Linked DNA regions of Homo sapiens: region 2 is linked to region 1. Evidence: read pairs that join two places in POLR2A ChIA-PET (ENCODE). Cell type or tissue: OCI-LY7. All regions are shown on one strand.

The links. ChIA-PET counts read pairs that join two places held together with the same protein. Peaks named below come from ENCODE experiments on the same cell type or tissue, not always from the same donor. Only the 100,000 strongest peaks of a DNase experiment are listed, where the experiment ranks them.
Region 2: POLR2A ChIA-PET joins it to region 1 with 10 read pairs; 9 of 35 experiments call an interaction of 5 or more read pairs at or near these places.

The regions. Positions count from the first base shown.
Region 1 is chr11:33,695,050-33,697,549 of GRCh38, forward strand. No RefSeq gene overlaps it. Among named protein-coding and RNA genes, the nearest start is that of C11orf91, 4.5 kb to the right of the region's middle. In OCI-LY7, no CTCF peak of the experiment used is centred here; a DNase peak (open chromatin) is centred at 1,562.
Region 2 is chr11:33,153,699-33,156,198 of GRCh38, forward strand. The region is part of intron 1 of CSTF3 (cleavage stimulation factor subunit 3); the gene reads right to left. Among named protein-coding and RNA genes, the nearest start is that of CSTF3, 6.5 kb to the right of the region's middle. In OCI-LY7, no CTCF peak of the experiment used is centred here; no DNase peak of the experiment used is centred here.

The sequences.
Region 1 (2,500 bases):
TGGTTTGTTCCCATTTATTCTTATTAAGATTCTCCACCCCCACCCTGCGCCCTTCACTGCCCTCTGGCCTGGCCAGCCTGAAGTTTTCTGGGAGAACAAAGGAGCTTCTCTGGTAGCAACCAGCCTAGGGCTCAAATCTGGCTTCTTCCTGGGGAGATATTGATTCCTGGAATCAATATCTGGATTCCAGAAGGGCCTGGAATCTCTGCCTGGAGTAGGAGGGTTTCTGTGTGTAAAGCAGAGGTTAACATGTCTGGGGACTTTCCACCTTTATTTTACTTGGCCTGCCTAGTGTTTTGGAAACATTTGAATTCATTGTTAAGATTTAGAAACCAGCAGCTTTCACCTGGCCCTGTGCTCACACTGCTGCCCTGGCAACAACAAGCTGGAGCTGGGTGTCCGCTGCCCCTGTAGTGGGGGCACGAGCTCTGTGACTTGCCAGTTTCCACCTGGCTTCCTGGCCGCTGTTCCAGGTTTCCAGCCTGACCTTGTAGGCATGTGCCTCTGTGTCCTCAAGATAGAGGTAGCTAGACAAACTTTTGTGTATGTGTACGCAACTTCTAGGGTTCCCACCTCCCCGTTTACCCATCTACCGGCATCTGCACCCCCATGCCACAGATGTAACTCCTGTTACTACAAATGAGCCATCTCGGCTCCCCTCAAAAGCCAATCTCTTTACTGTAAACTAGATACCCCCTGCTGTGGTTTGAATGTTTTTGTCCCTTCCAAAATGCATGTGTTGGGAACTTAATCCTCAGTGTAACACTACTGGGAGGAGAGACCTAAGAAGAGGTGTTTAGAATCTAGGCAGAGCCCTCATGAATAAATTCATGTCGCTATTAAAAGCGTGAGCTTGCAGTGAGCCGAGATTGCGCCACTGCACTCCAGCCTGGGCGACAGACCGAGACTCCATCTCAAAAAAAAAAAAAAAAAATTGCTTGCTGGAGTGGGTTCCCTCTTCTCTCCTGCTCTTCTGCCATGAGAAGACAGAGCTAACTGTTCCTCCCCTCTGGAAGACATAGCATTCAAGGCGTCATCTTGGAAGCAGAGACATCACGATCCAAACTGTTGGTGCTTTAATCTCCACCTTACTTGCCTCCAGAACTGTGAGAATAAATTTCTGTTCTTTATAGATACTCCAGTCTGTGGAGTTATAGCAGCACAAAACAGACTAAGACACCACCTCTCTTGACCACTCAAGGACACGATTCCAGCAATTTCCCAGATCTCTTCTACATCATCACTTTTTCTCTCTCTATTGGGTCATTTCTCTCAGGCCATGGTTATTTCTCCCATCTTAATAAAAACCTTCTCTTATCCCCACTTGCCCTACCAGCTACTGCTCTCATTCTCTGTGATCTTCTGCAGCTTAACTCCTCTAAAGAGTGAGCTACACCCATTGTCTCCAAATCATCCCCTTTCATTCACTTTTAATACCACTCCAGTCAGGCATTACCCCTATCACTCAACCAAAACTGTTCTGGCAAGATCAGTACTAACATGCGGCAAAATCCAAGGGCAAATTCTCAGGCTCACCTTACTTGGCCTGTCGGCACAGTCTGTCAGAGGCGACCACTTCCTCCTTTGGCTGCCGAGACACCTGACTCCACTCCTTTTCATTCTCCTTTGCAGGTTCCTCCTGTTCTCCCCATCTTCTTAAGTGAGAGTGCCTCCACCCTCAATATTTGGTTCTCTTTCTCCCTACCCTCACTCCCTCAGTGATTTCATTTGACTTCGTTTTTTAAATAAACCTACCTGTCAGCAACTCCCCAACGTGTACCTCCAGCCCAGGCTTTCTCCTGAACTCCAGGCTTATATGGGCCCCTGCTACACAGCTTCTCCACCAGGAGGTCTACCAGACACCAAAAACTTCACATATCCCAAATAAAACTGCTGATTGTCTCCCCAAAAGCTGTTCCACCTGTGCTCCTCCTTCTCACCAAAACCTGTTCCACCTGTGTTCTCCTATCTTAGATTACCACTCTGTGCTTCAATTGCCTGATACTTCTCACCACACCCACTGCTACCCGCATGATCTTTTACTTGGTTAATTTTTAGAGACAGGGTCTTGCTCTGTTGCCCAAGCTGGCATGCCAGTGGCATGGTCATAGCTCACTGTAACTTTGAACACCTGGGGTCAAGCGATCCTTCCCACCCCAGCCTCCTGAGTAGCTGGGACTACAGGTGTGCACCACCACGCCGGGCTCAGCATGGTCTTTTTAGCTGGAATATTAATTACTACAGCCTCCTGACTGCTCTCCCTGCCTCCTTGCTTGCACCCCGGTAGTCTATTCATATCACAGCAGCACAAGTCAGATCCTGTCACTCCCCAGAAGGCTGTCTAATGACTCTGTCCCACTTGGAGTAAAGCCCAGAGTCCTTACTGTGACTATAAGGCTCTATACAAATGGGCCCCCTGTGTATTCACCCCTACCACTCTCCCCTCACTCCTCCTGCTCCAGCCATCTGGACTGTTTGCTGGTTCTCAAAAATGCTGCCA
Region 2 (2,500 bases), 540 kb before region 1:
CAGGTAAAACAGACAAAAAAAAAAAAAAAGATAATTCTCTTTCTCCAAATAGCTACTTTCATGATAAATTAGAAGGGTGTTATATTAGGAGCCATACTGAAATTAAGTTAAAGTAGGGATCAGTTAAAGTGATAACACAAAAGTATGAATAGAGGGGGAGAAAGATGGTAGACTGAAAGATTTAAGACGATGTAAGCTTTTTACTATGACCAACAGAAAAAGCAGAGTTGAGCCTCAACCCTGGTTTTATAATGAGTATTTCTCGCTATTCAGGGTAATAACTAAATATATGGGGGTGGGGAGCAGGTGGGCAGGAAAAATCAGTAAAATACCATCCTCAAATATCTGCCATTTTTTCATCCACTTATTTATCAAGAATATATTTTAAAACAACCAGCTATCATCTAACTCTGTGGTCTGCAAGCTTTTATTGACATAAAAACCACTGTGGTACCTGTTTCAAACGAAGATTCTCAGCCCCACTGAACAGTTAGGTTTGAAATCAGAGTCTACGTATCTATACTTTTATAACGCACCTAATTATGACATAAATGGGCCATGGGCTCCACTTTAAGAAATATGTACCACCTCATCTATCTGTTCCACAAATGTTTTCCAAATGTCACGTTTCATTAAAAATAAGGTGGCAACAAACCTGTCATTCCAAGTGAATTTTTTGCTAAAATATTAAGAAAACTGAATATACTATATATTTGAAGTCTTAAGTCTCTCTCTGTGGTTAACTTTTTTTCAAAATTAAAAGTAGACCGGAGTAGCACTCCGTAAGACTTTCTTTTTTTTTTTTTTTTTTTTTTTGAGATGAAGTCTCACTCTGTCACCTAGGCTGGAGTGCAGTGGCTGTACCTTGGCTCACTGCAACCTCCGACTCCCGGGTTCAAGTGATTATCCTGCCTCAGCCTCCCAAGTAGCTGGGATTACAGGTATGCACCACCACACTCAGCTAATTTTTGTATTTTTAGTAGAGACGGAGTTTCACCATACTAGCCAGGCTGGTCTCAAACTCCTGACCAAGTGATCCGCCAGCCTCAGCCTCCCGAAGTGCTGGGATTACAGACAGGCGTGAGCCACGGTGCCGTGCTGAGACTTTCATAGAGGAGTAACCTAACTGATTCCATTCATATGCCCAGATAATAAAGAACTATATGTGACAGGTGTCACAATGAGACCGGATATTAGGACCAGATGTCAGCTTAGTTCTGTGTTCCTTTACCAATGCAACCAAACCCTACTTCATGTTTGTTGTGAATGAAACTGAACATGTATCCTACAATACAAAACTAATCCCTCCAAATCATCCATAGATTAAAAATCTAAACATACAAACAACTCAAAAACTTAAAAAAAAAAAGATCTTGGGCCGGGCATGGTGGCTCACACCTGTAATCCCAGCGCTTTGGAAGGCCAAGGCGGGCGGATCATGAGGTCAGGAGATCAAGACCATCCTGGCTAACACAGTGAAACCCCATCTCTATTAAAAATATAAAAAATTAGCTGGGCGTGAGGGCGTGGTGGCGGGCACCTATAGTCCCCGCTACTAGGGAGGCTGAGGTAGGAGAATAGCGTGAACCCAGGAAGCGGAGCTTGCAGCGAGCCGTGATTGCGCCACTGTGCTCCAGCCTGGGCGAAAGTGCAAGACTCTGTCTCGAAAAAATAAAAATAAAAAAATTAAAAAAAAAAAAAAGATCTTGGCTTAACATATTAGTTCAAATAATTATATTTACCATTATCTGCTTAGTAAACTTGCATATTCATCCCCTAGGAAACAAATAGCTACAAAATATAAATTAAAATCTTAACCGTTTGGAACTTAAAAGATGAGACTTCTTTCAAATATGAATAATCCAGATTTAATACACTAAATAAACTAAGTCAAACATTAGAAAAACATTAATTAGGACACACAGAAGCTTTGCCCTTCTGATTTTATTCAATATTTACTATGTATCCTAAGTTGTCCATTAATCTAAAGATAGTTTAAACAACTGCCAACTCAAATCCCTTTTTTAGCCCAATTCTCACACCATTACCAACTGTCCAACAAAACAAAACAAAAAGACTCAAATTCACAGGTAGGTCCTATCTAAAGAGAAAGATTCAGAGACATGGTAGAAAAGCTTAAAATCACCGTCACCAAATCGAAGATTTAAAAAAAAAAGCTTAAAATCATGAATTGGTATGGGTAATTGTCCAATAGGTAAAAACACCCAAATACAGATTTTGCCCTTCTGAAGGTCTATCTGGGATGTAAATGCCTACATTCCCTGAAATAATGTTGAAGGAATGCAGTATCACCTAACACAGTACCTTTCTGCTGTATCTCTAAGAAAAACCCAATTCTCATTCTTTAAGCACAGAGCAACTTCTCTTAGGAACAACTGTCCCCAAACAGAATATTTGATAATGCTCCAGTTTCCTAAGAAATATCAACAATAAAGATCAAATCAATTTGCCTGCCCAAAACTGTTACACCAAACAAGCA